Regions from separate parts of the Homo sapiens genome. Here regions 1 and 3 are each linked to region 2. Evidence: chromatin loops called from intact Hi-C (ENCODE). Cell type or tissue: sigmoid colon. All regions are shown on one strand. Links, peaks and the distances in the headings refer to the core of each region. The heading gives the core; the rest is flanking DNA. Region 1 overlaps GULP1 (GULP PTB domain containing engulfment adaptor 1). Region 2 holds the start of DIRC1 (disrupted in renal carcinoma 1). Region 3 has its middle 36 kb from the start of WDR75.

Region 1 (8,514 bases), core at 235-8,234, 260 kb before region 2:
GCTGGGCTCCTGAAATTTTCCCCCACTAAATTAAGCAATGCTAGGAGAGAGGCAGAGACTCCATCTGCTAAGCACATGAGTATTCTGGTTTTCTTTTTGATTTTATAACAGAATCGAACAAGCATTTACATACACCTACTAACTCAATGAGAAAGTATAATAAATACTACTATGAAAGTATTGAAAAAAAAAACTGTGCTTTCAAGATACTCACTATATTTGTAGTTCTAGACTGAGTCTAGTTCTATACCTGAGTCTTTCAGCTGGGATAATTACTTCAATTCTTAGCTTCAGTTTGGAAATGGTAATCTGCTTCTTTTTATTTATTGATGTGGTTGGATAGAATAGTGTTCCAAACTAGGTAAGTATCTAAAAATGGCAAAGAGGGCATATTCAACAGCTGATGAACTGCAAATTCTCTGAAGATAATAACAACAAAAGATTCACAGAAAAACAAACTGATCTCTACATATCTTCCCACAAAGTATTTTGAGTTTTCTCAACTGTCTGGTATGAATACGTTTTTGTAAATACCATGAAAGAAGTGCATTAAAAATCTTAATTTAAAAAACTTGCTGAAAATCAATGTGAATTATAATGGCTGATTGCTATGATTTTTAAATATATTGAGACTATCTTTATAAAATGCTTTATACTTGGCAAAAATTCACTTAATTAAAGTCTGAAATTGAATATGAACTCCAAATGTATATTTATTTTTGTTCATTCTTTATAGAAATAGAAGTGTAGCTTTGTGAATAATTTTTCATTCGTAGTTTGCAAGACATATCAAGAAATCTGAAGGCCAGAAAATTCCTAAAGTGGAGTTGCAAATATCAATTTATGGAGTAAAAATTCTAGAACCCAAAACAAAGGTAAGGCTTTTTTTTTAATGTTAGAGGCAATCTTTAATTAATTGCAATTATATTCCTACTTTAACAAATATTTAAAATTTTTTGCCACCCTGAACTGTTTAGTTCTGAGTTAATGACAGTTCGAAACTCTAGGAGTTTTAGAAGTGAAAACAACTTTTGGAATTGCATTATAAGTGATCTTTTCTTCAGCTTGTTTGGGATATAATATTAATAACTTATGTTAAGTGCATTCAACAGTGTTTGGACGTGTATTTGGGAATGTTTTTTTCATGAGATGTGAAAGAGATGCATACAGTGTGGTTCACTGAGTATGAAAGAAGATAAAAGCTGTGTGTTATTAAAATATTCTGCATTGACTTTTATTTCCTGTAGATGTAATCAGTGTGTATTAGTTTTTTACGGAGGCTGAAACAAAACACCACAAACTGGGTGGCTTAAACAGCAGAAAATATTTTCTCACAGTTGTGGAGGCTGGAGTTCCAAGATCAAGATGCCAGCAGGGTTAGTTTCCTCTGTAGCCTTTCTCCTTGGCTTACAGAGGGCTGCCCTCTTGCTGCCTTTTCACACTTGTCTGGTGTCTCTTCTTATAAGGACACTCATCAAATTGGATTAGGAACCATACTCATGGCCTTATTTTAACTTAGTTACCTTTTTAAAGGCCTTATCTCCTGTTTGAAGAAAAACTAGACAAATTAAATTTAGCAGAGTTTATTTGAACAGATAATGATTCATGAATCAGGCAGCACTTGAAACCAGATGTTCAGAAAGGTTTGCCCAGCAGCGTGAACATGGAGCTTTTTATAGGCTGAACACAGACTCAAAGGTGACAACTCACCTGATTGGCTATAGCAAGGCATATACCTTATATGGATATGTAGTGATGAGCTGGCTGCCTGTAATTGGCTGAAACTTAGCTATGTGTTATACTTCCAAATTAGTGTTCAGTTTATTTACATACTAGTTAGGTTGCAGTTTGTTGTATAGGAACTCAAAATACACAGACAACCCTAGGTGAATGGCCTCATGCTTATTTAATTTAGCACTCCAACCACAGTCTCATTCTGAGGTGCTGGGGATTAGAGCTTCAACATGTGAATTTTGGGGAACACAATTCAGCCCATAATACAGTGTAAACTTAAGTTTCTTGTATTTAGGACCCTTCAAAGCAAATAAAATATTTAAAAATAAAATCTGTTCTGGATTCAAATTCATTAACATATACTTGTTTTGGACTAAAGTGTTTCCTTCCAAAATTCCTGTGTTCATGCCCTAACCCCTAATATGACTATATTTGAAGATAAGGCCTTCAAAGAGGTAACTTAGGTTAAATGAGATTTTAAGGGTGGGGCCTCATCCAATATGTCTAGTATTCTTACAAAAAGAGGAAGAGACACCAGGGATACGTACACTCAGAGTAAGGACCACGTGAAGGCAGCAATCTGCAAGCCAAAGAGAGAGGCCCCAGAGAAACCAAACCTACCGACACCTTGATCTTAGACTTCTAACCTGCAGAACTGTGAGAAAATAAATTCCTGTTGGATAAGCCACCCAGTCAGTGGTATTTTGTTATGGCAGGCTTAGTAAACAAACACAGTACTTTATTCACAATGCCTCAGAGTTATCATTTAGTAATTTTGATAAGACCATATTAGTCAATTTGGAAAAATTAATATTTAACTCCAATTATTTTATAAATACGTATCGTCAAAGTGTTCTTCTAACACCATAGGATACATATTGACAAATTAATTCAGTATAAAAGCCAAAAGAGGAACTTCTGGCCTGTTAACAGATTATGAAAAATGTTTCCCACAGGTCTGCAACTTTTCTCTAGTCCAGCAAGTGTCTTTGATACCTTCATCTATGTAAATTCCAGTTCCCAGCAACAACTTGCTATTTAAAGTGTGGCCTGCAGACCACCAGCAACTGCATCTATTGGATGCTTGTTAGAAATGTTGAATTTAATGCCCCACTACAGACCTACAGAATCTGTATTTGCAATTAAAGAAGAAACCTAGTGTTTCGCATGCACATTAAAGTTTGAGGGGATCTGCTGTTGTGCATGGTTTAGTGGCTTAATGCGGTAGGCCTCATTTTCAAATTGTAGCTTATGGAATAGCGACATAAAAATTAACTGAGGCATTTGCAAAAGTAATTTCTAAGGCCCCAAATTTGCCCCCAGAATCAGAACCTCTAACTGTGGAAATCTGTAGTAAAGATCAATGGCATACCTTCAACTTCCCATATTAAAGAGCAATGGCATTCCTTTAAACTTTTCAAGACGTGAATTTAAGTCCTCTCAACAATTATCCTGTCTAATCTTCTCTATTATTCACCCTCAATATTCAATTACAAACAAAGATGTGAAGATTTACTTTAGTTACGGCGATTCTAAAATAACTACTGCTAAGGTGGCTGAAAACAGAAAAATGAAATGGTGAAAAGATAGTAGAGGGTTGATTCAAGCATATAATGGGATATATGTAGTTTGCTGGGAAACAAGGCAATTGAAAGCAAGGTATGAATGAGATAAATTCATTAGGCAATTAGCAGTTACATAAAGAACAATAGACCAAGGAAGCAATAAATTACAGAAGGACAATGCAATCAAAAGTGTAGCAACAAAGTGTAGTCTTATGTGTCATGAAAATAAGAATAATCCTATTCCTACATCTTCTTTTCAAAATTAAAAGGATATAGAGTGGTAAATGTCCAGCCGGAATAGGGTATTTGTAGGCCATGCTTATGTTGAAAGTTTTTTTCTACACCATATGAATTAGGTAGCTGTTTTGGAGTGTGTGTACATGTTTGTGTGTGTATGTGTAATTAATATTATTTTCAATTTCTTATCTGAAGGTTTGGGGCTTGTCCCAGCACACATTAAAATATATAAAGCTGATAATATACTTTATGTATCATTTTCGTATGTTCTTGTTATTTTTTATTTGAAACGACCTATGGTATATTCTAAACTCTAATAATTTCACTACGTTCATATACCATAATTTACCAAATTATTCTTCTATTATTGAACATATGGAATGTTTCAAATTTTTTGTTAGTTGATAATCACGTTTAAATATTTACAAAATACAAACACAATTAAATGCAGTATGTAGAGAAAACTTTTTTGGGTTTTAGAATTCACAGGTTAATAATGGCATGTCCTTAGAAATGCATAAAATGCTAATTGCTTAAAGCGCTACAAGATGGCTACCACTAACTACCGCTACAAGATGGCTACCACCTACGTTTATAGGGTATGTGTGTGTGTAAAGAGAGACGAAAATGGATCATGTAATGCAAATGTGGCATGATGTTACCAGTTGGCTAGGTGAAGAGTATATGGGTATGCATTGCAACCTTTTCTATTATTTTCTGCATGATTTCATCTGACCTTTTAAATGAGACTATTTGTTCCAATGAAAGATATGTGAACTGGCTGGGTGCAGTGGCTCATGCCTGTAATCCCAGCACTTTGGGAGGCCGAGATGGGGGAATCATGAGGTCAGCAGTTTGAGACCAGCCTGGCCAACATGATGAAACCCTGTCTCTACTAAAAAAAAAAAAAAAAAAGTAGCTGGGTGTGGTGGTGGGTGCCTGTAATCCCAGCCACTCAGGAGGCTGAGGCAGGAGAATCGCTTGAACCCGGTAGGTGGAGGTTGCAGTGAGCCAAGATCGCGCCACTGCACTCCAGCACAGGTGACAGTGTGAGACTGTCTCACATAAAAAAGAAAAGAAAGAAAGATATGTGAAAAGCTCTTTTAAAGACTTAATCAACAAGTTAGGCTATCATATCTGTTTGGTTTTTCTTCCTTGGCTTCCTGACCACTTGAAGAAGAAACCTACCTTTATGAAACCCAATTGACCAATAACTTATGATTTATTAGGTTATTCCTTATACCTGCTCTCCTGATTGTTGGTTATTTACCTGGAATAAGGATAATTTTTTTTCATTAACTTTAAATATTTGTAAATACAAAGACAGAAATACCAAACTTTTTTTAAAAAATAGCGTATGATACTGTAGAGTGAGGAAAAACCAAAGTGAATAGGGTCAAAAATTAAGCTGGGCTTAGAAAAAGTCTGTGGTACAGCAACAGTAGAGAATAGAGAACCCAAAATTAAAGCTGCACACCTACAGCCATCTGATTTTTTGACAAAGTCAACAAAAATAACAGATGGGGAAATGATTATTCAATAATTGGTGCTGGGATACCTGGCTAGCCATATGGAAGAGATTGAAACTGGACCCTTACCTTTCACCATATACAAGAATTTACTCAAGATGGATCAAATATTTAAATGTAAGACCTTAAAGTATAAGAATCCTGGAAGAAAACCTAGGAAACACCATTCCGGACATTGCCCTTGGGAAAGAATTGATGACTAAGTCCTCAAAAGCAATTGCAACAAAAACAAAAGTTGACAAGTGGGACCTAATTAAATTAAAGAGCCTCTGCACAGCAAAAGAAACTATGAACAGGGTAAACAGACACCTACAGAATGGGATAAAGTATTTGCAAACTATGCATTTAACAAACATCTAATATCCGGAATCTATAAGGAACTTAAACAATTGAACAAGCAAAAAATAATAATAACCCGATTAAAAAGTGGGAAAAAGAAACAGGAACAGGCCCTTCTCAAAAGAAAACAAACAAGTGGCTATCAAACATGAAAAAAATGCTCCGCATCACTAATCAAAGAAATTAAAATCAAAACCACAATGAGATACAATCACCACCATGCAGAATAACTGTTATTAAAAAGTTCAAAAATAACAGATGCTGGTGAGATTGTGAAGAAAAGAGAATGCTTATACACTGTTGGTGGGAATGTAAATTCGTTCAGCTGCTGTGGAGAGCAGTTGGAGATTTCTCAAATAACTTCAAACAGTTACCATTTTCCAGCAACCCTAATGCTGGTTGTATATACTTGGTATATATCCAAAAGAAAAATAAATCTTTATACCAGAAAGACATACACTCTCATTTTCATCGCAGCACTTTTCACAATAGCAAAAACATGGAATCAACCTAGATGCCTCTCAATGGTGGATTGGATAAAGAAAATGTGGTACACATACATCATTGGAACACTATGCAACCATAGTAAAGAATGAAATTGTGTCCTTTTGCAGCAACATGGATGCATCTGGAGGTCATTATCCTAAATGATTTAATGCAGAAACAGAAAACCATATACCATATATTCTTACTTATAAGTGGGTACTTATACTGGGTACTCATGGACATAATGATGCAACAGTAGTTTCTGGGGGCTACCAGAGGGAGAAGGAAGGAGGGGATAAGGGTTTAAAAACAAACTCTTGCATACTATGCTTAGTACCTCAGTGATGGGACTATTTTTACCCAAAACCTCAGCATCATGCAGTATACCCTGGTAACAAACCTGAACATGCACCCCCTGAATCTAAAATAAAAGTTTAAAAAAGTCTGTTTGGTGATAAAACAAAACAAAACAAAACAAACAGGGAAAGGTAGTAAGAAAGTAGATGATTCCCACCTACTATTTTTATTGCGGAAAATCATATTTTCAGGTTTCTATCAATAAGTTTATCACATGACAACCTATTATATAATTCTGTTTCTTAAGCTTTTAATATCAAATCTGCATGCTTCTCCCAACCTAAACCTCCTTTACAAAATATCAGTGAAGTGGGGTTCAACTCAACATGATTAGCCAGTTGACTTCATTATCCTATATTGCCTTACCAAAATCAATAATGCCAGTGCTTTTCTTTCCTGTCCACAAGTCTCGATTTCCTATTATTAAGACTTTAATATTTAATAATAAATTGTTATTAATAATTAATATTCAATTAGTGTTTAATATTAAATTGGTAATATTTAATTATTTAATATTAAAGTAATTATTTAATGTTTAAATTAATAGTAAATTACTAGTTAATATTAAAAATTAATTTCTATTTTTTCTGTTATTTATTTCTACTCGTTCTGTTTTTAATAATTTCAACTTTCATTTTAGATTCAAGAGTTACATGTGCAGATTTGTTACCTGGGTATATTGCATCATGCTGAGGTTTGGCATATGAATGATTCCATCACCCAGATAGTGAGCACAGTACCCAATAGTTAGTTTTTCAATCCTTAACACCCCCTTTTCCCATCCACTTTAAAAGTTACCCAGTGTCTATTATTGCCATCATTATGTCCACGAGTACCCAATGTTTTTCACTTATAAGTGAGAATATGCAGTATTTGTTTTTCTGTTTCTGCATTAATTCGTTTAGGATAATGGCCTCCAGCAGTATCCATTTTCTGGAAAGGACATGATTTTGTTCTTTTTGTGGCTGCATGGTATTCTGTGGTACATATGTACCACATTTTCTTTATCCAATCTACCGTTAATGGGCACCTCGGTTAATTACATGTCATTGCCATTATGAATAGTGCTGCAATGAACATATGAGTGCATGTGTCTTTTTGGTAGAAAGATTTGTCTTTTTATGGATATATGTCAAGTATGTATACCCAGTAACAGGGTTGCTGGAAAACAGCAACTGTTTTAAGTTCCTTGGGAAATCTCCAAACTTCTCTCCATAGTGGCTGAACTAAATTACATTCCCACCAATAGTGTATAAGCATTCCCTTTTTTTCATATCCTCACCAGCATCTGTTGTTTTTGACTTTTTAATAAGAGTGATTCTGATTGGTGTGAGATCATATCTCTTTGTGGTTTTTATTTGAATTTCTTTGATGATAAGTGATGTGGAGCATTTTTTTCATGTTTATTTGCAGCTTGTTTGTCTTCTTTAGAGAAGTGTCTGTTCATGTCTTTTGCCCACTTTTTAATATGGTTATTTGTTTTTTGTTGGTTTAATTGTTTAAGTTTCTTATAGAACCTGGGTATTAGACGTTTGTTGGATGCATAGTTTGCAAATATTTTCTCCCATTCTGTAAGGTGTCTGTTTACTCTGTTTGATAGTTTCTTTTGCTGTGCAGATGCTCTTTAATTAGGTTCCACTTGTCTACTTTTGTTTTTGTTGCAATTGCTTTTTGGAACTTAGACAAAAATTCTTTACCAAAGCTGATGTCAAGAAGGGCATTTACATTATTTTCTTCTAGGATTTTTATAGTTTGAGGTACTACATTATTTAATCCATCTTGAGTTAATTTCTGTATATGGTAAAAGGTAGGGGTCCAGTTTCATTCTTCTGCATCTGGCTAGCTAGGTATCCCAGCAACATTTATTGAATAGGGAGTCCTTTCCCCATTGTTTATTTTTGTTGACTTTGTCAAAGATCAGATGGCTGTAGACTTGTGGCTTTATTTCTGAATTCTCTATTCTTTGCCATTGGTCTATGTACCTGTTTTTGTACCAGTACCATGCTTTTTTGGTTACTATAGCCTTATAGTACAGTCATCGGGTAATGTGATGCCTCCAGATTTATTCTTTTGGTTAAAATTGCTCTGGCTATTCAGGCCCTTTTTTGGTTTCATATGCAGTTTAGAATTTTAAAAATTCTAATTCCCTGAAAAATGGCATTGGCCATTTGATAGGAGTAACATTGAATCTGTATTGTTTGGGCAATATGGTCATTTTAACAGTATTAATTCTTCCAATTCATGAGCACGGAATATTTTTCCATTTG
Region 2 (8,514 bases), core at 121-8,120:
TTAAGATTTCAAGTAATTCAAATGTTAAGATTTCTCTTTGAATTTCTTAACTTAATAAACTTATTCAATAGCCTATTAAACAGAAGACACTCTAGGGTTCCAAGAGGATAAATATATAGCCAGCTTCTAGAAACTTATAGCCTATTCAAATCAACTACATAAAATCATACTAACATAATTACTCGCTTAAACTAGATATATAAAGATAATATAGTATTTGATTCTTTGTTCATAACAAATAGAGCTCTATAAAGTTTGATTGCCAGCTATTCTTTTTTTCTTAAAGATCAAAGATTCACATTTCTAATATTTCTCAGTTATTCAATATCCATGAACGGTTAAAAGACATGAAAATGAATTTTTTTATTTTTTGAATTTTTTATTTACAATTTTAAGTTCAGGAGTGCATGTGCAGGATGTGCAGGTTTGTTACATAGAGGGGCCTGTTGGAGGGTTGGGGGTGGGAGGAGGGAAAGAGTCAGGAAGAATAGCTAATGGATGCTGGGCTTAATACTTGGGAAATAAGTCTAAAATATGTGTAGTCCTTTAATGATACTCTTGAGGACAGTACCGAGCCATCACTTTTAGATGACTAAACACATGTCTGAAGTTCAGAGACTGACATAAACCAGCCCTTAATTTTTTCCCCAGCAACATAATCATCCATACCATGATCACATCAGATGGGCAACAGAGACCACCTTATCTCTTTGGTCACCTTCTTTCTTCTTCCATCTTCTCGGTCTTCTCAGATTACAATTATTTGCTTTTTAAACTACTCGAAGTATATTACCTTAGAAACACAATTTGTAAATATTTAGGGGTTCTAATTTTAATTTCCAAGCATCCTTCAATGATTGGATAATATATTTTCCTATGTAACCCAAATGTTCCAAATCCTCTTGCTTTCATCTAATGTAATTGTATCAAGTCCAGAAGCCTTGGCCGTAATTCCAGGGATTACGGAGATACATATTTTTTCTCTTGTTCACTCCTCTCTCTTCTGAACTTCTGGCTTTTCTTTAATCACCACTGCCTCATTGCTCATTTGCTCATGCCGGGTGTTGTCCTCTCTCTTTACCACTTGGTCCCAAGTTGGAACGTAAACCGTCCCTAAGGCTCTATTAACACACAGCTATCGTGTGTGTCTGATGGCACTGAAGCCTTTGGAGATGATGGAGGAGAATCACAACATAGGACATGAAATAATCTAAAGCTGGGTATAGGTATCATGTTTCTTAAGTTTTCTGGTCATGCCCATAAAAGAGAGCTCTTTTGTGCCTGTCCTTCTCCTTAGGTATAAGCTTCCTCTGGTGGCTCTGGGGCCTGGTCACTCAGAACTGAACAACGCCCACTACTCGCCATCCCTACTCCCCACCCCACTAAACAGTAATTTGTGGAATAAATCAAACAAAACCAAAACATTCTCTCTCCAAGGTTAATACCTTTTACTTCACTATCCAGGGAATTAGTGTATTTTCTTAACTTTTCCCTGTAGATGCTTCACTTTCTGTAACTGAAAAGCCTACTAACTCCCCTAAATACAAGAACAACATTCACCAGAAGTAAATTTTGTCACGACATAAGATGGAAAGAATATACAGACAATGCTTTGTGATTTTTTAATTTACATTTTTCCCTCCTCTTTTGACATGAATTTGCATTTCTGTGTTTGCATAATCTCTATTTCTCTACTCAGAATTTCTAAGAAATGATAATCTTCTCTGGGAAAGAATGGTAGCCAGGAAATCATCTGAAATAAAAGTGAGTCACTTGGAAGTGAAGGACTGGCCCGACTGGGAGGAGTTAATTACACATGACACAAGGGAAACGCAAACCCAAACTTCATATTGGTCTGAGTGAGAGGAGTTAGTTAATTATAGTTGAAACAGGGGAAACTCAAACCCAAACTTTATACTGAGAGCTTTGAGCGCCCTTGTCATTAATAACTAGGCTAACAAATATATGAACATATCTACAGGCTCCTAGCTTTTTGTCTTTGAGCCCAGAGTTGAAAATAAATCCTTGGCAGTGATCCATTTGCTTCCATCTCTGTGTACCAACTTCATTTGTCAGAGTTCCCAAGCCAAAGTGATCTCCAAATCAAAAGGCAATACCCCAGGTCAAAAAGCTGCAATCACAAAAAGCTACTTTTAGCTCCAGAATTTTCTCCTCTTTCCCCGTTTCCCCAGATCCCTCCAGTTTTTCTTTTTGTCTCTGTCCATTTCTCTTTTTTTTTTTCCCATTTCTCCACTCTCTGTTTCCTAACACATGGTTTTAAATTGAGATTAAAGAGAACAAAAAGGAAGGCTGCAATGTTCATTGTCCTTTTCTTCCGTAGGATAGACATTTATACCACACTTTACAACATTTTCCCAGCTCCAGTAGGTTTTCTTTTTTCATGACAACTTTGTAAAACTGCATTCCTAAGGAAGTTCATCACTGTTTTTTATTGCATGCTCTTGAAATTTTCCAGAACCCTTACCAGAAGAGGCTTCAGTAAATGGAGTTAGCATTTGAGCTCTACAGAGTCAGAGTCAAAAATAACAGTAGTCACGTGGTCAACAATATTTATACGATACTTAATCGTCTGAGCTCACAAGATAAAGAGCAGGCATTTCACTGTTCATAACATGTTCAGAAAAAGTGGGTTTGTAACAAGGTTTTTAATACCTGTCACTTGCAGGAATGCTAGGTTCTTCTCAAAGGAGAATTCTACATTGATTTAAACTCATTGACATACAAAGTATGCATCATGGATATATGTGATTTTACATAACTACATAGACGTCATAACGGACCTATGTCCCCTTTCTTCACACAGAAGTAGCTCTGCCTCTAGGCAGCATTGCTCACATTATGAGAAGCAAAATTACTATCTTTTTTTCAAAAATGTTCATAAAGTAATTAAAGTAAGTAGAAAAATTCAACTTATAGTTTGGAGACTCTTGCAGAGATAGGTAAATTTTTTGAACTTTTAGAATAGGATTTATGTCTGTGTTGCTTTTCTGAGATCTGAAATGAATGTGTGTGTGTGTGTGTGTGTGTGTGTTTCCAAAGAGCTAACGTGGCATATCTTCATCCTCAGATTCACTTTTGCCCTTGGACTCTTTCTCACCCTTCTCCTCCTTAGGGAGACAGGGGAAACAAAAGTACTGTTTCAGCCAACTGACTTTATTAAAGCTTTCTCATCTACGAGGCATGAGAATATGTTTGTGAATCTGTTTCTCTTTTGTTTGGCAGTGAGAAGTGCAATTGCTCTTTAATTAGAACCTTCTGTGTACCATAAATATGGTTTAACCCAGGTGTTTAATCTACCTCCAATGCAAGTGCAAATTGGTGACATGAGTCAAATGACAATTTTATTTAATTATCAGACAAGTTAGGAATAGCTAAACGCCAGCCACCATCAATTCACTGAGTTAAGGATCTTTGCTAATAATTACAGCAAAAGAGAGGGGAGTAATAAAGGGAGTGTACTGGAAATCACAGTAGACAAGATCATGAGACTAAATGCTAGACTTGATGATTCTGACAATATTTATCTGTATGGGAATGGCCAAATCTTTTAAGATTATTGGAACTTGGTATTCTTATCTGTAAAAATTAGGACTATTATTTCTAAAATATTTCACCATATAACTTATAAGATTATACCCAGCTCTCAGATCCTGTAATTCTAATCAACACATAGAAAGACATGAAAAAACAGAAAGAAGTAGACGAATATTTATTAGGTCGGCTATTGTAAGAATTTATGGATTTAAGAAACCCATATTCAGTCTTCACTTTATCACTGATGTTTTGTTTTCATGTCATTTTAGTAAAAATGTTTGCTGATATTGTCAAGGGATTTCCTAGCTAAAATATAATTAAAAGATCTCTCAGTGTCATTTCTCTTCTAATTGCAGTTCCATCACATTAATCTCCTACAACTAACTGAAAATAGCAATGTCATTCACAAATACAAAGAAATATGTCTAATCAAACTTCATTGAAATAACACAATTACCTCCTTTCCCTAATGTTTGGCTGTAAGCAAAATCCAAGAGCTGTATCTTTTATTTTTCTTTGTGTTAGTTCCTGTTCATGTGTGGGAGAACATTGGTCAGTGACTCACATTACTGACACACAGCCAGCACAGCTGGATAGGCACAGAATGCATTTCATAATAAAAGGGACAAAGAAAGAAAGATAGAGAAAAAAGTTTATGTGTTTGGTTTATTTTAAAAATCTATACAGCTTAATGCTAAAAAGCAAGAACCAAATTTTTCTAAACAAACAGCTTCAAGGAAAAATAATTTTGGAGGGACTAATTAAAATTACTTTAAGAACTCTTAATATGTAAAATACTTCTTTAAGGCAGCTATTCCCTGTGGAAATCTTACCCTCTCCCATGAAAAAGAACCAGCAATTTATGACTGTCATGAGAGTAAAACTCTAGTGAGAATTTAGAAGTACACACAATAAAATAAAAATACTCCACAATAGTTTTGAACTCTTGAAGAAAATGACAGGAATAGTATTATGTGTAACCAAATATATATATATACACACACATATATATACGTATATATACATATATACGTATATATATACACATATATACGTATATATACATATATACGTATATATATACACATATATACGTATATATACACATATATACGTATATATACACATATATACGTATATATACACATATATACGTATATATACACATATATACGTATATATACATATATATACGTATATATACACACATATATATACACATATATATATATATACTCAGAAATATCTGCACTCCAGCTTTGAAAATGTGAGTTAGCTGACACATAACAATGTCAAAGAAGACACATTTTTACAGAAGAACTTTCCTTAAATAAAATAACATTTCCCAATCCATTAAATGTAAATGACATAGTCACTTATCATATATTTTGTCTATGCTGTATAGAAGTTAAATTAAGTTGTTCGCTGTATACTTAAAACTAAAGGTTTTAGGATATGAGGTACTTTACAGCATGTCTATTATCACTAGTAAGAAAAGACTCTATAAATGTAAAAGGAAAGATCACTTCTTCAGACTATGTTAATAGAGTAGACTGTCCTGGCCTAAAATCTTATGATTGAGAAATGAGTGCCATAGCCAACCCACCATTTTGACAGAGCTCACCTGAATTTTTCCTTCTGGTGATGAGAAGCAATGCCAGAATTTCTACTCCAGCCATCTTCACACTTGTGGAGAGAAATTCAATAGTGATACATTTGTAGTGAGGAGAAAGATGTGTTAGCTTAACAACTGATGCAGGGTCTATCTTTTAAGGAAGATATTGTGTTTGTGGAGGAAAACATCTTGGAAGGTATTTAGAAGTGGAAAGTAAGACTTTAAGGGCAAGAGAAACTCTGCCCATGTCAAGAGACACAACTAAACTGCTTTGTATTTGGAAATCAATAGGAATTTGGAGAGAGAAACTAAAAACATGAGTAATCAACAAAAGATGATTTAACCTACATGATCGGAATCTGAAGCCCAAGATTTGGAAGGAGAGAGGGAACTTTAGGAACATCAATATCTAACATAGAATATTACATCTTGAGCCTTTTGGCAGTGTAAATCTCTACATCCCCTATAACTCAGTAGTCCTTTACACATATAAGAGTTTCTATAAGTAGTTTGGCATAACTAAGAAAAAGTATAGTGATCCACATCTAAAACAATATAATGCAAAACATAATAATACATATTGGACATTTAGATTATCCCTAAACTGATTCACACTAAGCAGGACTTAAGAGCTGAAAGTGATCATAAATTCTGATGAAATTTGAAAATTCTTGAGATACAGGTTGAACTCAGTGGAAAATACATTGAATCAATCTTACTGATCTCAAAAGGCAGGGAAATGCTGTTGAAATTTAGTTTACATAATTATTTTCTCTTTTTCTGGCTGTCCTTAAAGCTAACACTTGGCATGATACTAAAAACATTGTTTTAAGAGAAAATCTATTGTGGACAAATACAAGCTTTAGGAATAAATTAAAATGTTTAGAGGAATTAACACATCTGTGTAAAATTTTACATGTGTGCCAAACTGGTCCCCAAGCTAAAACTAGTGACATATTAAAACCCAACATATTAGCTCACACATTTACAATGAAATACAACACTTTTCGTAATACTATAGTTTGTGACAGTTCAAGAAGTGATGAATTGGAAAACATGCTATGATAGGCATGGGCAATTTAGAGCTCAGTCTGGACAATCGGTGATGATTAATCTTAAGAGGATTTCTGAAGTTCAGGCAACAAATGATTAAAAATCAACTTCAACAATAGTCAATGATGGCTGAATGTAAGATATTTAAACATGCATTGGAAAATACAATGGAACTAATTGTAGTCATGGACATTGAGAGAAGACTTCTGGATTCAGACAAATTTTTGCTCACTCAAATCCCTGTAACATTGTTTACCTTATATTACATGTCATAAATTGACTACGTTATGAAATAGGAAGGGTAATATCTATTTTTAAATGTAATAATTATAAACAATGTATAAAATATGTGACACAAAGAAGACTGGCAGTTTATAGTGACTATTGTATTATTATTTTGATTTTAGTAGTTGAACAGGAAAAAGAGAGAACAGCACAGACTGAAGTATTTATATCTCAATAATTAAACTTACTTAATATTTTCTATTATACATTTACCTAAAAAGTACAGGGCTGATACTTCCATATTTATATGGAATAACAGTTCTTAAAATATATAAAGCAAAATATTATTGAAATAAAGAGATGATCGATAAACTTGTAAAATTATCATCAGAGATGTAAATACCACCTCTACAATAGGTAGACCAAAATTAGTAAAGATACAAAATAATTTAACAACACAATAAACTTGAACTAATTAAAATACAAGGTCTCTATCCCAAAGAACTACAAAATAAATATCCTTTTTAAGTAGAAAAAAAATTCACTAAAAATATATATTTCAAGCCATAAGACAAGTCTGAATAAATTTCAACAACAGAAATCATTCATAGTACAAACCCTGACTACAAAGGAAGAAAGTTAGAAATCTCCCAATTATTTGTAAACAATGCACTCCTAATCAACCCAAGAGTCAAAGAAGAAATCAGAATTTGCACAAAACAGCTGAAAGAATTCTATCACTTATCTATTGATGTGTAGTGATCCACCCCAAAATTTAGTTGTTTAAAATAAAAACCATATTCTTTGCTCATAATTCTATGGCTCCACAGTTGGAGTTGAGGAAAAGGGAGTGTTGTCTGAGCAATTCACCTGTTGGTCTCACATGTAGGAAGTTTATACAGAATGTGGATGACTGATTTCTTCTCCACATGGTCTTATTTACTAGTTAGCTAGTTCAGGTGTCTTTACTTAGCAGTTGTGCATGCCATTTAAAGTGGAATTATTTTAGTTTAATATGACCAATTATTTGGTGCTTGTATATGCAAATAAAATTCAATTTAATACCATTGTATCCTGAAAACTTGTCAAATTCACTTATTAGGTAGGTTTTTTTCTTGGTAGATATCTCAGGAAACAGGTCAATTATCAGTAAATAAAATTTGGCTCCATGATTTTCAATATTTACACATTTTATTTTTTTTGTCTTGCTTCATTACACTGTGTAGGACCTCTATTACAAAGTTAAATAGTAGTGGCATGTGCCAGGTTATTGATTTATTGCCTCTCAGCTCCAAATCCACACTTCTTTGTCCTATTCTGTGATACTGTAGCTGGACCATAAAAACCTTTCTCCTTTGGCAGCTGGCAGAATGGTTTACAACCCACTTCTGAAGTTTTAAATATTCAGAGAGATCCCTTGGCTGGGAGCAGTGGCTCACGCCTGTAATCCCAGCACTTTGAGAGGCCGAGGCAGGTGGATCACCTGAGGTCGGGAGTTTGAGACCAGCCTGACCAACATGGAGAAACCCCGTCTCTACTAAAACTACAAAATTAGCCAGGTATGGTGGCACATGCCTGCAATCCCAGCTACTCAGGAGGCTGAGGTAGGAGAATCGCTTGAACCCAGGAGGCGGAGGTTGCAGTGAGCTGAGATCATGCCATTGCACTCCAGCCTGAGCAACAAGAGCGAAACTCCGTCTCAAAAAAAAAAAAAAATCCGAGAGATGTTACCTATACACTAAACACTGCGAAAGTTTGCTGAGAGAAAATAAAGAAGACATAAACAGATTGAGAGGCCCACCACGGTCATGGATTTTAAAAGTTCTATATTTTTAACATGTAAAATCTCCCCAAATTGAAATATAGATTCAGTTTATGCTACCCAGAATTTCAGCAAGGCTTTTCTACTGGAAGTTGAAAGGGTGATTATATTTATATGTGAAATCAAAGGAAGTGTACTAATTAAACAATCTTAAAACACAAGAATAAAGGTGTTGGTCTTACATTCTGGACTGGGGAAAAAATCCATTCAATAAATGGTGCCATACCTATTGTCTATCCATATG
Region 3 (8,514 bases), core at 78-8,077, 620 kb after region 2:
GTTTTTCCTATGATGCTTTATGTATCAGAGTAACTTGTAAATTCTGGTCTGCTGTTATTTGGCCATCACTTTCCTTGTCCGAGTCATTCTTTTCTTATTTCCAACTTTTATTTTTAAGTACAAGGGTACATGTGCAGGTTTGTTACATAGATAAACGTGTGCCATGGTGGTTTGCTACACAGATCATCCCATCACCTAGATATTAAGCCCAGCATCCATGAACTATTCTTCCTGAGGCTGTCCTTCATTATCCCTCCTCCCACTCTCTGACAGGCATTAGTGTGTGTTGTTGTCCCCCTTATGTGTCCAGGTGTTCTCATCATTCAGCTGCCACTTATAAGTGAGACCAGAAAGTATTTGGTTTTCTATTACCATGTTAGTTTGCTGAGGATAATGGCTTCCAGCTCCATCCACGTCCCTGCAAATAACATGATCTCATTCCTTTTTATGGCTGAATGGTATTCCATGGCATATATGTACTACATTTTCTTTATCCAGTCAATTATTGATGGACATTTAGGTTGATTCCATGTCTTTGCTATTGTGAATAGTGCTGCAGTGAACATACGGGTGCATGTATCTTTATAATAGAATGATTTGTATCTCATTGGGCATATACCCAGTAATGGGTTGATGGGTCAAATAATATTTCTGCCTCTAGGTCTTTGAGGAATCATGACACTGTCTTCCACAATGGTTTAACTAATTTACACTCCCACCAACAATGTAAAAGCATTCCTTTTTCTCTACAACCTCACCAGCATCTGTTGTCTTTTGACTTTTTAATATTAATAATAGCCATTCTAACTGGGGTTAGGTGGTATCTCACTGTGGTTTTGATTTGCATTTCTCTAATGATCAGTGATGTTGAGCTTTTTTTCATGTTTGTTGGCCCCATGTATGGCTTCTTTTGAGAAGCGTCTGTTCATGACCTTTGTCCACTTTTTAATGGGGCTGTTTTTTTCTTGTAAATTTGTTTAAATTCCTTATAGATGCTGGATATTAGACCTTTGTCAGATTAATAGATTGCAAAAAAAAAATTCCCATTCTGTAGGTTGTCTATTCATTCTGTTGCTGGTTACTTTTGTTGCACAGAAACTCTTTATTTTAATTAGATCCCACATGTCAATTTTTGCTTTTCTTGCAATTGCTTTTGGCATCTTTGTCATGAAATTTTTGCCCGTGTCTATGTCCTGAATGGTATTGCCTAGGTTTCTTATAAGGTTTTTATAGTTTTAGGTTTTTGTTGTTGTCGTTTCAGTTTTTTGTTTGTTTTTGAGATGGAGTCTCGCTCTATCACCAGGCTGGAGTGCAGTGGTGCGATCTTGGCTCACTGCAACCTCCGACTCCCTGGTTCAAGTGATTCTCCTGCCTCAGCCTCCCGAGTAGCTGGGATTACTGGCACGTGCCACCACACCCAGTTAATTTTTGAATTTTTTTTAGTAGAGATGGGGTTTCATCATGTTGGCCTGGATGGTCTCGATCTCCTGACCTTGTGATCCATCCGCCTCAGCCCCCAAAGGGGCCAAGACACAGGCATGAGCCACTGTGCCCGGCCTATAGGTTTGTGTTTTACATTTCAATCTTTAATCCATCTTGCATTAACTTTTGTATATGGTATAAGGAAGGGGTCCAGTTTCAATTTTTTCATATGGCTAGCCAGTTCTCCCAGCACCATTTATTAAATAGGGAATCTTTCCCCATTGTTGCTTTTGTCAGGTTTGTTGAGGATCAAATGGTTGCAGGTGTGCAGTCTTATTTACGGATTCTGTATTCTATTCCATTGGTCTATGTGTCCGTTCTTGTAGCAGTACCATGCTCTTTTGGCTATAGTATAGTATAGTATAGTATAGCCTTATAGTATAGTTTGAATTCTGGCAGCATGATGCCTCCAACTTCTTTCTTTTTGCTTAGGATTTTCTTGGCTATTCAGGCTCCTTTTTGGTTCCACATGAATTATAAAATATTTTTTTCTAATTCTGTTAAGAATGTCAATGGTCGTTTAAAGGGAATAGCACTGAATCTATAAACTGCTTTGGGCAGTATGGCCGTTTCCATGATACTGATTCTTCCTATCCATGAGCATGGAATGTTTTTCCATTTGCTTGTGTCATCTCTAATTTCTTTGAGCAGTGGTTTGTAGCTCTCCTTGAAGAGATTTCTCACCACCCTGGTGAGCTGCATTCCTATGTATTGTATTCATTTTGTGGCAGTTGTGAATGGGAGCTCATTCGTGATTTGGCTCTTGGCTTGCCTGTTATTGGTGTACAGGAATGCTAGTGATTTTTGCACATTGATTTTGTATCCTGAGACTTTGGCGAAATTGCTTATCAGCTTAAAAAGCTTTTGGGTTGAGACGTGGGCTTTTCTAAGTATAGGATTATGTCATCTGCAAATGGTGATACTTTGACTTCCTCTCTTCTTATCTGAATACACTTTATTTCTTTCTCTTTATTTCTTGCCTGATTGCCCTGGCCACAACTTCCAATACTATGTTGAATAGGAGTGGTGAGAGAAGGCATCCTTGTCTTGTGCTGATTTTCAAAGGGAATGCTTTAAGCTTTTGCCCATTCAGTATGATATTGATTGTGGGTTTGTCATATATGGCTCTTGTCGTTTTGAGGTATGTTCCTTCAATATCTAGTTTATAGAGAATTTTTAACATTAAGGGATGTTGAATTTTATTGAAGGCCTTTCTGCATCTATTGAGATAATCATGTAGCTTTTGCCTTTAGTTCTATTTACGTGATAAATCACAATTATTGATTTATGTATGTTGGACCAACCTTACATCCCAGGGATGAAGCCTACTTAATTGTGGTGGATAAGCTTTCTGATGTGCTGCTGAATTTGGTTTGCCAGTATTTTGTTCAAGCGATTATCCTGCCTCAGCCTCCCGAGTAGCTGGGATTACAGGCACGTGCCACCATGCCCAGTTAATTTTTGTATTTTTAATAGAGACAGGGTTTCACCATGTTGGCCAGGATGGTCTCAATCTCCTGACCTCGTGATCCACCCACCTCAGTCTCCCAAAGTGCTGGGATTACAGGCATGAGCCACCATGCCAGGCCCAGCTCTTCTTTTAAAGGACTCACTTGATTAAGTCAGAGCTACCCATAATAATCTCTCTTTTGTCATTTAAATGTAACATGATCACATGAGTGATATGATTAATTTTGTGTGTCACCTTGACTGAGCTAAGGAATGCCCAGAAAGCTGGTAAAATATTATTTCTGAGTATGTCTGTGAGGGTATTTCTGGAAGAGATTAGCATTTGAATCAGAGATTAAGTAAAGAAGATCTACCCTCACCAATGTGGGTAGCCATCATTTAATCCAAAGAGGGCCTGAATAGAACAGAAAGGCAAAGGAAAAGCAAATTCCATCTTTTGTCTTGAGCTTAGACATCCATATTCTCCTGTATTGATACATTAGCGCTCCTGTGTTTTGAGCCTTTGGATCCAGGACTTACATCAGAAGCTGCCCACCTCTACTCCACTCCCAACTTCCTTATTCTCAGGCCTTTGGTCTCAGACCAGAAGTTACACCATTCGCTCCCCTGGTTATAACAGACCTGCAAACTGAGACTGAATTGCACCACTGGCTTTCCTGTTCTCCAGCTTGCAGTTGGCAGATCATGGGACTTCTCAGCCTTCATAATTGCACGAGCCAATTCCCATAATAAATCTCCTCATCCACATATATCCTATTGGTTCTGTTTCTCTGGAGAACCCTAACTAATAAAAGTAATGTCTCATATTCACAGGTTCTATCCCTACTCGAGAAAATTATACAGGACTCATACATCCAGAGGTACAAATCTTAAAGGCTAGCTAGTATCCTACTTACCACAATCCATGTTGTTGCATGTATGAGTGGTTCAGCATTTATATTGCTGAGTAGTATTCTACTGTATGAATATACTACGATGTGTTTATCCACTCTCCTGTTGAGGGACATTTGGAGACACAGTACAAATATTGGTTCTGCCATTTACTACCTATGTGATTTTGGATGAATCATTTGATATCCATATGCCTCAATTTCCTCACCTACAAAATGATAATTGTACCTATTTTATGGGGTATCTATAAGAAGTAAATCAGATAATCCAATAAAAGTAGTTCCCTGGTACACAGAAAGTTCTTTATAGGCATTAACCATTATTATCAATATTATTGCTAACTGGAAAAATATTAGGATTAATTGAATGAAAATAAATAAACACATTAAAAAAATAGTGACATTAGATATTTATTTTTAATTAAATGCCTTTTTTTTCTTTTTTTTTTAGATAGGGTGTTGCTCTGTCACCCAGGCTGGAGTGCAGTGGCACAATCTTGGCTCACTGCAACCTCCGCCTCCTGGCTTCAAGTGATTCTCATGCCTCAACCTCCTGAACATCTGGGATTACAGGTGCCAGCTATGACACCCGGCTAATTTTTGTATTTTCAGTAGACACAGGGTTTCACCATGTTGGTCAGGCTGGCTCAAACTCCTGACCTCAAGTGATCTGCTCACCTCGCCTCACAAAATGCTGGGATTATAGGTGTGAGCCACCGTGCCTGGCCTAATTAAATTACCTTTTAACAAGTTTAGTGTCACAGAACTTGTTTAAGATTATTGCATTCTGTAGACTATTTTGCGTATTGGCCACTGGGGAAGCATGCAGGAAATACAGACCAAACAGAACTAGGTTAAAAATACAAAGGAGAGGTATACAACATAAAACTGTGCTAAATCAAAAATACGACTATTGCACATGATTTATGTCATGCTCACAGTGGAAAATGCATGTGAGACCAGAATGAATAACCATGAACCCAATATGGAATTATAGCACATTTTAGTCAAATATCTCTATTGTCCCAGGGTTCTTCTGACAATGTGTAAAACCCATGTCAAGACTTAGTCAGCATTTGTGATCCTTTAGGAACTTTGTTTTAGGCTAATAAATTAATCTGTTGCATCATTTAAAATCCCCGTTTTCTATTTAAAGCAATTAATATGAGTAGGTTAGTTCTTTCTAGAGTCTTTGCAACCACTTCATGGAGTGATTAAAGGAAAATATATAGATAGCACCTATCAGCTATCAAAGCACATTCCCGAACAGTAATTAATTTTCTCATTTCCAAATGCTAAGATTAAATTTTTACTAAGTGAATGACTAATAAAATTTAATAACAGAAATAAAATAAGTTCCAAGTAACAGAAAAATATCATTATCAAACATGTGTTGGAAATTGAGAATTTTAATTTTAATCTCATTTTAGTTTTTATACTATACTGCTGAAAACTTGAAATTGATGCTTTTAAAATATATTTCTTCTACTATTTTATATTTTTGGTAACAGCATATTTCACAAATACATGAAGAAGTGGTAGACTCCATCTTTGGGATAATACCATCACTGGGATAAGACACTACTAAAAGTTGGCTTATGTTTAGAAATGTCTAAGATCATCAAAAAGCATATATTGCTAAAATTGTTAACTGGTTTTAGTGTATTTTTCCTGCCACAAATTATATTCTTAACATTGTACCCCTCCTTATTCTAAAATCAAGTTCTTCTCCCTGCTAAGCTTCACCAGAAAATGTACTTCTTTGGCTCTTATGAGAAAATTTCTATCTGGAAAAAGTTCTATAACTAAACATGATTGACACAGATCTGACCTGTAGCCATGTAACTAGGAAAATTACTTGAAAATTGTTTTAAACTGACCGACTTATACATTAAAAGCCTCTTGAACATGATGTTATTCAAATACAAAATGCCAAAAAGCAGCTATTAATTTGTTACTAGAGTTTCCAAGGTGTGGGAAATTCAGCAATGATGATGCAAGATAAACTCTTGTCTTAACACTGTTGAGACAAAGTACACACAGAGAAATCATCACAAAAGCACTGAGAGAGATGGAGATGTAATTTATAGGTGCTGAAGAAACTGGAAGGATCACTTCCTATAAACTAAAAGGAAAAAGAAACCTAATTGGCTTGCCTGTTTGAATATTCAAACAGTTGATGAATGAATATGTTGAATATTCATTCAAATATCTATTTAACATGTATTAACTTATACTGTCTGTACTGGCCAAGTTCATTCCAAACAGGACATGCATATGAAGATTTGTTAGTGGCTGTATCTCAGAAGGTGTTTTAAGCTTATACTAAATTTTCAATAAAATGGTTAATGTTTTTCACTATTTTTAGGCAATTTGCTCCAAGTAAGCATCCAAACTCCATACCTGTAAAGGTTTTTTTTACAAAGTGCTATTTAGTTAAAAAGGTAAATGATGTAGGAAGTACATGATAAGAAGAAACTGCAACGTTTTAAAATCCCTTGCCTTGAGCCTGGAAAGCTTAAGAATATGGGGGAGGTGGAGGGAAGTGTTTACATCACTCAAAACATAGCTACAGCTGTTTTGAATCACAGGCGAGGTTTTAAAAATGTTCTTAAAACTGAGCTCAGAATACCTAAAGAGAGGTTCCCTACACATTGAAAGGGACATTTACCTTCTTCAAAACATAGTTTTCTAAGTTACTACATTATTTGGCTTTGTTTTAATGTGACCAATTTAATGTTTTAATGGCAAAAGATAAGACTCTTTCTGCCTTTGAAAAAACCAAAATGCTCCATCGTCCCAGCAGCTGTGTATGATTAAGAATGTAAATAGACTCAAGAGGCTGATTCCATCTCCAGGTCCTCTGTTCATGAATCACCTACCCAGAGACATAATTTTAATGGAAATAGAATTTCTTTCTAAAGCAACAAATAAATTAACTTGCAGGAATACTGCAGCAAGACAACTCCTCTTTACTAGCTCTGTTGTACTGAACAAAACCAGGCTCCATTTCCTTTGTTTTAAGACATTTTTAACAGTTGACCTGTAGTCAGGAAATGAGAATTTCTCTGTTTTTCATTTTCTGGGAAAATAAAAATATTAAGGCTGCCTTTCCAGTAACAGCAGCTTAAATTCCAGACCTCGTTATGGCAAGTGAAAGACCTTTTACTGAGGATGCAATATTTTTGATAGTGAAAGTAGACTGCATTACTTCAGGCTGTTCAAACCAAGATTGAGTTGACTGGCTCTGCTTACCTGGCCATCCTTGACCTAGATTTGTGTGTTTGATTTACAGATCAAAATGAAATCCTCTCTAATCTGGGGCTGCAAAGAAATTGTGCTGTATTATTTATCCAATTGTTTAGTGCAAAGGACCCATTTCAAGTAAGTGAAGGATAATCCTATATGAATACAAAACTTCAGTAAAAATAATAAGTTATCTGAAATCAGAGGCTCTAGCTGGAACTGAAGCTAAAAGCAAATTAATTCAGTCTCACAGACATTACTGTACTGCCCATTAAATATAAACCATAGTGCTTGGCCATACACCCAGTTTTGATTTCTGCCTCTCAGATGGTGTGATGCGGGAAGAAAGTACATACATGGCATTAATATGTAAATAGAGTTGCCATACTACATTAGAATCAGACTCAAAACATTCTGTGACTATTAATTCTTAATACTGGTCTGAAGACCACAGGATATGAATCATAAAAAGGAAAGCAACTCAGAGAATAAAATTCAGTGGCCATGGTGACCATTAATAGTCATGTTTTAGGTTGGAATTTAATAAATATTAAAATAACATAAATTATATGTACTAATTTATCTTTTTACTATCACCCTTACTTTACACCATCTTTCTAAACACTGGCTAAAAGTCATACAGGATACAATCACCATCACTAATATTCTGTTGGTCTCATGTAGAACAGCGGCTGATAGTGATGAAAGGCACTTCATTTAATATGAACACGATCAATTAACCACATTATACTGAGTTATCCAGATATATTTGTGAGTCTGTCAAATTTTTTGATATAATGAACTGAATTATTAATTCAACTGGTCCTCTTGACTTTGGTTGCAGAAACCCAGCCTGAAAACAAAGCAAAATGGAATAGGTAGTGTGTCCACAGTCTGATTACAAGTATAATTTTTGTGACTATAGTCATTTACCTGAAAAATGCACCCATTCATTCCCTTATTTGAAGTTTCATTTATAAATTTTTCACTCCATGGCATTTATCCTTCTTTAGAGATATACTTTCTTCTCTTGTCTGAAAATCACCGTAGGTTTTTGTTTCAACAGAAAATTACACTCACAAAATGACACAAGATAGATTCTGCTCACAGAATTCTAGAAAAAGCCTGACATTTTATAGATTTTTATAAATTTACTCTTTTTTTTTTTTTTTTTTTTTTTAGAGATAGGATCTGGATCTGTTACCCAGAGATGAAATACAGTCGCATGATCATAGCTCATTGCAGCCTCGAATTCTTGAGTACAAGCAATTTTTCCAACTCAGCCTCCTGAGTAACTGTGACTACAGGCACCATACACCTCACCCAGCTTAAATCCACTCTTAATGCTAAAGCACATGCCCTAGTCAGTCAGGAATGCAAGTTTCATTGTTCAATTAGCATTTTCTATAGTATTCTGTAAGGAATT

What was found. Peaks named below come from ENCODE experiments on the same cell type or tissue, not always from the same donor. Only the 100,000 strongest peaks of a DNase experiment are listed, where the experiment ranks them.
Region 1: it touches region 2 in a loop (4-fold over the local background); 12 of 110 quality-filtered maps call a loop at or near these places.
Region 3: a loop joins it to region 2, with 3 times the contacts of the local background. A loop is called at or near these places in 3 of 110 quality-filtered maps.

What each region holds. Positions count from the first base shown.
Region 1 is chr2:188,528,321-188,536,834 of GRCh38, forward strand. It overlaps GULP1 (GULP PTB domain containing engulfment adaptor 1), which reads left to right. Exons shown (of 12, transcript NM_016315.4): 6 at 777-875. Among named protein-coding and RNA genes, the nearest start is that of MIR561, 240 kb to the left of the region's middle. In sigmoid colon, for the core only: no CTCF peak of the experiment used is centred there; no DNase peak of the experiment used is centred there.
Region 2 is chr2:188,784,684-188,793,197 of GRCh38, forward strand. DIRC1 (disrupted in renal carcinoma 1) reads right to left here and starts at 5,440. Exons shown (of 2, transcript NR_161166.1): 1 at 5,180-5,440. In sigmoid colon, for the core only: no CTCF peak of the experiment used is centred there; DNase peaks (open chromatin) are centred at 1,818 and 4,118; H3K4me3 peaks cover 2,083 bases; H3K27ac peaks cover 1,401 bases.
Region 3 is chr2:189,400,960-189,409,473 of GRCh38, forward strand. It overlaps a transcript of COL5A2 not described here. Among named protein-coding and RNA genes, the nearest start is that of WDR75, 36 kb to the right of the region's middle. In sigmoid colon, for the core only: no CTCF peak of the experiment used is centred there; no DNase peak of the experiment used is centred there; H3K4me3 peaks cover 793 bases; H3K27ac peaks cover 213 bases.